2 separate regions of the Homo sapiens genome follow, and region 2 is linked to region 1. Evidence: read pairs that join two places in POLR2A ChIA-PET (ENCODE). Cell type or tissue: OCI-LY7. All regions are shown on one strand. Links, peaks and the distances in the headings refer to the core of each region. The heading gives the core; the rest is flanking DNA. Region 1 overlaps LOC105371664 (a long non-coding RNA gene). Region 2 has its middle 120 kb from the start of RGS21.

Region 1 (4,409 bases), core at 86-4,085:
TTATGACAGTTGTTTTTATTTCATTAATTTGTGCTTTTACCTGTGTACTATTCCTTTCCCTCTGATTTATATGTTTTTTTGGTACTGTTTTCCTATCTTCTTTGTTGATCACATAGCTCATTATTTTGCAGTTTTCTTTCTTTTTAAAATACAAGCATTTAATGTCATATAAATTATCCTTAAAAAAATCATTTTAGGCCTGGCACAGTCATTAATGCCTGTAATCCTAGCACTTTAGGAGGCCAAGCTGGGGGGATTGCTTGAGGCCAGGAGGACGAGACCAGCCTGGGCAACATAGCCAGACGATATCTGTACAAAACTTTAAAAAAAAAAAATAGTCATGGCGGGCCGGGCCCGGTGGCTCACACCTGTAATCCCAGCACTGGGAGGCCAAGGCAGGTGGATCACGAAGTCAGGAGATTGAGACCATCCTGGCTAACACGGTGAAACCCTGTCTCTATTAAAAATACAAAAAATTAGCAGGGTGTGGTGGCAGGCGCCTGTAGTCCCAGCTAGTTGGGAGGCTGAGGCAGGAGAATGGCGTGAACCCGGGAGGCGGAGCTTGCAGTGAGCCGAGATCGGGCCACTGCACTCCAGCCTGGGCGACAGAGCGAGACTCCGTCAAAAAAAAAAAAAAAAAAAAAAAGTCATGTGGTACATGCCCTAGCTACTCTGGAGCCTGAGGTGGGAGGATTGCTTGAGCCCAGGAGTTCAAGGTTACAGTGATCTATGATAACACCACTATGCTGCAGCCTGTCTCTTTAAAAAAAAAAAAAATCACTTAAGCATTCTCCCACAAATTCTGATACACGACATGTTTATTATCTTTTATTCACATTTTCCAGTTCCTATTTTGATTCCCTGTTTGATCCATTCATTATTTAGAGTGTGTTTTTGTTTTATTTTGTTTTAGTTTCTAAACGCATGAGGAATTTTTAAGACATCTTTTGAAGATTAAATTCTATTTTTTACATTTTATTGTGGTGTAAACACTTAACATGAAATCCACCCTCTTAACAGATTTTTAAGTGTACAGTACAATACAATACAGTGTACTGTTAGCTATAGGCACAATGTTGTATAGCAGATCTCTGAATTTCTTCATCTTGCATAACCGAAACTTTGTATCCATTGATTAGCAACTCCCCATTTCTTACTTCTCTCACTCTCTGAAAACCATCACACCATTCTCTGCCTTTAGAAGTTTGACTCTTTTAGATAGATTATTTCTCATAGAAGTGGAATCATGCAGTGTTTGTCCTGTGACTGGCTTACTCCCCTTAACATAATTTCCTTAAGATTCATCCATTTTGTTGCATATTGCAGGATTTCCTTCTTTTTTAAGGCTAAATAACATTCCATTGTATGTATATACCACATTTGCTTTATCCATTTTCTCAGCTCTTTAGGTTATTTTTATATATAGGCTATTGTGAATAATGCTGAAATGAACATGGAAATGCTAATATCTCTTTAAAATCCTGATTTCAATTTTTTTGGTTAAATACCAAATTTGCTAGATCTCATGGTAGTTTTTTTTAATTTTTTGAGGAAACTCCTTACTGTTTTCCATAGTTGCTACAACATTTGGCATTCCCATCAAGAGTGTACAAGGGTTCTGATTGTTCTACATCCTCACCAATACTAGTCTTTGGTTCTTTGACAGTAGCCTCTTAACAGGTGTGAGATGACATTTCATTGTGGTTTTGACTTGCATTTCCCTGATGATTAGTGACACTGAGTAGCTTTTCATATATCTGTTACATGTTTTTATGTCTTCTTTGAAAATATGTCTATACAATTCTTTTTAATTGGGCTTTTGTGTTATTGAGTGGCGGGATTTCCTTACCCTTAAAACCCACAAAACTATGGCATGAATATACACATAGCAAAGTATAAAGTTTATTTTTATAATACCTACTTTATTCCCACTACAAGGATGCCAGGACAGTTTAACTCTCATGAAGCCCCTCTTAACCTTCTCATTATTGTTGGCAGCATTTTAGTTCCACTTTTTTCATATCACTGAAATTATTATTATTGTTCATACAAACAATAGTTGTGTATGTAAAACTCCACGTGTACCATTTTCTCTGTTCACCATTTCTTTTTTGCATCTCAATCTCCCTGTAGCTCTAATTTTTTTCTTTCTTTAGTATATGCATTTGAATCTTTCATTGAGAATCAAATAGTACGTATAGAACTTTAAATATATACAGAATGTGTAGTTTTTTCTCTTAATATTTGAATAAAATTTTCCATTATTTTCTTGTTTCTGTTTTTGCTGCTGAGGTATCTGCAATTATTATTTCAAAGCAATCTTTTATTTAAGTCTAATTACTATTAATTTTTTCTCTTTTACTTTGGCAAAATTCTACAATTTTATCATGCTGTATCAACATGTGGAGGTACTGATATAAAGATAGATGTATAGATAGATAAACGGATGGATGGATAGATAGATAGATAGATAGATAGATAGATAGATAGATAGATAGATTTCTGCTCAGGATTTAAACATAGTGAATCTTATTAATCTTTTATTAGATATGAAAATTCTCACCAAATTACCTTACATACTTAATCTTATTATATCATCATGCTATTTTTTGAATAATGTTCTTAGGTCCATCTATTAGTTCACAAATTCTTCCTTTAGCTAATCTGTTGCTTAATCTGTCCACTAGTTTGTTTTTTAGTGATTATATTTCTTACCTCCAAAAGTCATCTGTTTTGTTTTCACATCTGCTTAATCTTTTGAAATAAGGTTTTGTTGTTTTCAAAATTGAGAATCTTTTTTTAAAATAGATTATTCAGTTTAAATATTTTTGTTTTATAGTTTCTATTCAGCAATTCTATTAGCTGAAGGTCTTAGGAATCTAATCTCGCTTCTTTTTTAATCTGGTATGTTTTCATGAGGGTTTGTTTGCTTGTGTGTTTGTAAATTTTGGATATTAAGCTCATCTTCAGCATAGATTTATCCATAGGAGTCTTGTGTGGCCTGTGTTTACAGATGTCATTCCGGGGATATATTGTCTGCTTTCTGCTAGGTGCCCCAAGGATATTACCAGCCCAAACTATTTTTACATTGATTCCTCACTTGAGAGTTTTAGGAGCTCATGGATAGGGTAAATTTAAATCCCATTACCATGATTACAAATTATCACAGAAGGCTTCATTTTTTTCATCTGCAGCCCAGGGCCAAGAGAGCTAAGCTTTCTTGTTGTCTCCTATGCCACTGGAAAGATATTTTCTAGTTCAACCTATTTCTGATGGTTATCCCTCTGAAAAACACAGATTAGAGGGTTGGTGGATCTCAATACAAACTTCCCACATGTACATGCATCATACCCCAGGTGCTAGCTTCCTTCTTTTTCCTTAACCAGGAAAGAAACAAAAAAGATTATTTGCCAGGCTGAGTCACAATTCCAGTTTTCCATCCTACCATTATGATTTTCAATTCCCACTTTGTATAGGAAATTGAGAATTTTCCTTTCTTACTAGTAAGAGCAACCATGAATTTAAAATAATTTTAAAACTATTTTAGCCAGAAAATCTCTTTGTTTTGTAATGGAAGCATTTTCAGTTACTTGGTTGGTTCAAAACATTGCTGGAAATAAAAATAGTCACCTTCTTTCCCATTCATTTACAATCTCCTTGAATTGACAGCAACAGTGTACATAAGCTAGGGGTAACTACAGATAAAATACTGCTTTCCATTATAAGTGAAAACACTGTTCTCAAATAATGGCCATGATCACTAATCTTTTAAAGGTATATATAGTGAATTGGCATTATCATGGGAAAATATTATCAGCAACAAAATAATATTAATAAAATTTATCAATTATTAAGCACTTGAGATGTATTAGTTATTACTAATCCTTATAATAATTTTCCTCAGAAAACTAACATTTATAATATAAAGTAACTTGTTCATAATCATGCACATAGTTTGATGACTCAGTTGGGAATATAGGTCCTTCTCTTTCTAACACCAAAATTGGTTATCTGTACATCAAGGGCTTCCATATGTCATAATTGACCATGATTCATGTTGCTTATTTGGGATTTGTTTATCTAGCAACTCTTTAACTCAAGCTTGCCCAAGTAAAACTCTCTATCTTTGTCTTGTTCGCTATATTCACGTCTATCAGCATGTATATGCAGAACTTATTTAATCTGTAAACCTGCCTAAATTGTTGCAAATAGAGATTAAAGTCATAAAAAATATGCAAAATGCAATTAAGCATACAGACTGTGTCTTATTTATCTGTATAATCTACTGTTTCACATAGTACATGACTTTTTAATACATAAAGTCAAAGTGATCTGAAAATACTTTAATTCCTAATATTGTAAATATTTATCTAAGTGCTTCATAAAGTACCTTATAGCTTACAATAAAA
Region 2 (4,409 bases), core at 110-4,109, 180 kb before region 1:
CACCATATACAAAAATCAACTCAAAATGGATTAAAGACTTAAACATAAGACCTGGTATTATAAAACGACTAGAAGAAAACATAGGTGATACACTACAGGACTTTGGTCTATGCAAAGATTTTTATAGCTAACACTTCAAAAGCAAAGGCAACAAAAGCAAAAATAGACAAATGGGACTATATTAAACTAAAAACTTTCTGCACAACAGAGCAAACAATCAACAAAGTAAAGAGACGACTTGTTGAATGGGAGATGACATTTACAAAATATTCATCTGGAAAGGGACTAATATCCAAATATACTTGAAATTCAAACAATGCAAAGAAATAGAAACAAATAATCTTATTAAAAAGAAGCAAAGGACATGAACAGACATTTCTTAAAAGAAGACATACAAATGGCCTGCAGGTATTTAAGATAAAACATTCACCATCACTAATCATCAGGGAAATGCAAATCAAAATCACAATTAAGCATCATCTTAACCCAGTTAGAATGACTATTACAAAAAATACACAAAATAAGAGGCACTGATGAGGACACAGAGAAAAGGGAACTCTTATATACTGCTGATGGGAATGTATATTAGTAGCACCATTATGGAAACCAGTATGGATATTTCTCCAAAGACTAAAATTAGAACTAGAATACAATCTAGCAATTCCACTACTGGGTATTTATCCAAAGGAAAGGAAATCAGTATATCAAAGTAATACCTGTACCCTCATGTTTATTGCAGCCTCACAATGGCAAAGATATGGAATCAACTTAAGTGTCCATCAATGGATGAGGGGATAAAGAAAATGTAGTATATATACACAATAGAATACTATTCAGCCATAAAAAAACACTGAAATCTTGTCATATGCAGCAACATGGATGGATCTGGAATCCATTATATTAAGTGAAATAAGCCAGGCATAAAAAGACAGGCATGTTCTTACTAATACAGGAGCTACAATCATTGATCTCATAGAAGTAAGAGAGTAGAATGATAGTTACAAGAAGCTGGGAATAGTGCATTCATTGTGGGGGGTGAGGGTGGATGAAGAGACGTTGATTAAATAAACATAAAGTTTGATAGAAGGAAAAAGTTATAATGTTTGATAGCAGAATAGGGTTACTATAGTTAACAACAATATGTTGTGTATTTCAAAATAGCAAGAAGAGAGGACTTGAAATGTTCCCAACACATAGAAATGACAAATATTTGAGGTGCTAGATACCCTAACTATCCTGGCTTGCCCATTGTACATTTTATGCTTATAATGAAATATCATGTATACCCCATTAAAATGTACAAATATTATGTATTAATAATTTTTAAGATTTGTATATATTTAAGGTGTACAAAATTTTGTTTTGATATACTTAAGTATTGTGAAATGATTACCATGGTCAAGTTAATTAATATATCCATCACCTCACATAGATACTGTTTTGAATGATAAGAATACGTAAGATCTATTGTCTGAACATATTTCAAGTATGAAATACATTATTATTATCTATAGTTACCATGCTGTACATTAGGACTCCAGAATTTATCTTATCACTGAAACTGCATTTTTAATCAATATCTCCTAATTTTCCCCAACACTCAACTCCTAGCAACCACTCTTCTCTACTTACATGACTTCAACTTTTTTAGATTCCACATACAAGTGACATCACACAGTATTTGTCTCTTTGTGACTGACTTATTTCACTTAGCATAATGTCTCCAGGTTCTTTTATGTTATCCCAAATGTCAGGAATTCCTTCTTTCTGAATGCTGAATGATATTCCACTGCGTATCTGTGTGTGTGTGTGTATGTATGTATGTATGTGTTACACACTTTCTTTACCCACTCATCCGTCAATAGACATTTAGGTGGTTTCCAATCTTGGCTATTGTGAATAATGCTGCAATTAACATGACAGTGCAGATATATTTTTTAAAAGGTGGTGACTTAATTTCCTTCGGGTATTTTCCTAGAAAATGAATTTCTGTGTCATATGGTAGTTCTAGTTTTAACTTTTTAGAAACCTCCATAATGTTTTCCATAATGACTGTACCAATTTCCATTCCCAAAATCGATGTATAAGGGTTAGCTTTCTCCACATCTTCACCAACACATATTATCTTTTGACTTTTTGACAATAGTCATCCTAACAGGTATGAGGTAATATCTCACTGTTTTGATTTTCATTCTTTCTGGAGTTCAGGGCCCCTCTCCAAACTCACTAGACCATTCATTGGTAGAACTCATTTCCTTATGATGGTATGACTGGGAGGCCTTCATGATGGCCTGATGGTATGATTGCTATCAGCTGGAAGCAGCCTTCAAATCCTAGAGATAGCCTGTAGTTATATGCACATGGCTTCATATTCATAGGCAGTTCACACCATTGCTGTTTGTTTCTTCCAGGCCAGCAAGAGACTCTCTGACTCCAGTCAACTAAGGCAAGGTTTTATTTTGTTTTTTATTTGTTTGTTTGAGATAGAGTCTCGCTCTGTCACCTAGGCTGGAGTGCATTGGCACGATCTCAGCTTACTGAAACCTCCACCTCCCAGGTTCAAGCGATTCTCCTGCTTCAGCCTCCCGAGTAGCTGGGACTACAGGTGCCCACCACCACACTCAGCTAATTTTTGTATTTTTAGTGGAGCTGGGGTTTCACCATGTTGGCCAGACTGGTCTCGAACTCCTGACCTCAAATGATCCACCCACCTCAGCTTCCCATAGTGCTGGGATTACAGGTATGAGCCACCCTGCCTGGCCAGCTAAAGCAAAGCTTTGAATGGCTGAACATAATCGTGGGAGTGGTAGCCCATCACCTTTGCCATGTCCTATTGATGAGAACACTCACAGCTAAGGAGAGGGGCAGACAGGGTGTAACTCACTGGGGATCTTCCACAGTGAAAAAGAAAAGCCCTTCTGAATAGATGACATTTAGGCTGAGATCTGAAAAAGACAGAAAAAGGCAGCCGACTGGACCCTATGAAGATCCACTTAGAGTGGATATTCCGCTCACTGCTGGAAGTAATGATGACTGAGAACTCTCAGTCATTAGGCCCCTCTGGAAATGTTCTTTACTGGAAAGACCTTTCTTGCCCAATCACACTACTTCCATGAGCATCTTGCATTCCCTAACAATTAATGATGCAGAATAAAGTCCTGACCTCCTTGATCCAATTCCAGACAACGCTTAGGGCTCTCGATTTCCCTATGAGGCCACTTAAGGACTTTACTGAGGTTGTGTTGAAGCCCAACTTCTCTTTGTGCCTAATCTTGCTTTCCTGTCTTGCAAAACATTGACCCTGACAGCACTCCCTGATAAACTCTCTGCATCTTAATTTTCACCTCAGAGCCTGTTTCCTGGGAAACTTATCTGCAACAGTAGCTATGGCATGATTAGAGCGATGAACATTCCAGGAAGAGGAGACTGGTAGTGCTAGGGCTGCTAAGGCTTTTCAAGTAGGAAGGACAAGCAAAAAAAAAAAAAAAAAAAAAGAGTTAAGGGCTAGAGTTTAATTGTACTGAAAAATGGCTTAACTCGAGGTCAGAAAATTAGGCTGGGGGAGGCCAGTGTTAGATCATGTAGGCTGTGTAAGCCAGGATATGAATGTTTGATTTTTCAATGTGATGGAAAATGAGTTATATTTTACTTTTAAATTAATATTTTAAAAATCAATAAAAATCAATCCAAAGTAAAGATGAAAACATGCAAATAAATATTTACCCAGAGAATTAAAAATACCTGAAAAAGGGAAAAATGGAAGTTTCTCTCGTCAAAGCAATAAACAAAAGGGATAATTATTTATTATTCATTATTCATCTATGATTTAGTTTTAATGAAAGAATTACTGAGACAATGATTGTGATAAATGAGTATTTGAAAAATTCTTGTTGATGTCTTCATGTACTTTTAAATTGAGTTCTTTTGAATGAGCATATTCTTTGCAAACAATACCAAGACGGCTGACCCTCTAAATATGGCAACCTAATGGGAACTAATACTTAAATAGAACTTAAAATCTACAATGTTCAATACTGTCAAGCTGTGCATGTACGCCTGCAAAGAATGAGTCTTTTCTCTGTCAAGCACAAGATAAAGAAACCTCTGCAATACAAGGCTTGTATGGCTTTATCAACAATGGGTTCCATTCAAAAGCAGAGGAATCTGACGGAAAAGATGTTTGAGAAGTGGGATTTGGAGAATTTTATAAATTTCTCGTTTCATTTCTTTCCACTTAAAGACAATTCTAATAGCTTGCTTCTGCCCTATATGATAAGATACTATTGAGCTTTTAACCTTGACGGAGAGTGAAACTGCAATCTCATTGTGTAGGAGGCTTCCCACCGAGTGCCACTAGCAACTTAAAATTCTTGCTCAAGTGGAAAGATGAAAGTTCTTGGCAAATTTCA

Evidence for each region. ChIA-PET counts read pairs that join two places held together with the same protein. Peaks named below come from ENCODE experiments on the same cell type or tissue, not always from the same donor. Only the 100,000 strongest peaks of a DNase experiment are listed, where the experiment ranks them.
Region 2: POLR2A ChIA-PET joins it to region 1 with 6 read pairs; 3 of 35 experiments call an interaction of 5 or more read pairs at or near these places.

What each region holds. Positions count from the first base shown.
Region 1 is chr1:192,613,578-192,617,986 of GRCh38, forward strand. All of the region lies in intron 2 of LOC105371664 (a long non-coding RNA gene), which reads right to left. The region is part of intron 1 of LOC107985241 (a long non-coding RNA gene); the gene reads left to right. Among named protein-coding and RNA genes, the nearest start is that of RGS13, 20 kb to the right of the region's middle. In OCI-LY7, for the core only: no CTCF peak of the experiment used is centred there; a DNase peak (open chromatin) is centred at 1,684; H3K4me3 peaks cover 746 bases; H3K27ac peaks cover 392 bases.
Region 2 is chr1:192,432,554-192,436,962 of GRCh38, forward strand. No RefSeq gene overlaps it. Among named protein-coding and RNA genes, the nearest start is that of RGS21, 120 kb to the left of the region's middle. In OCI-LY7, for the core only: no CTCF peak of the experiment used is centred there; no DNase peak of the experiment used is centred there.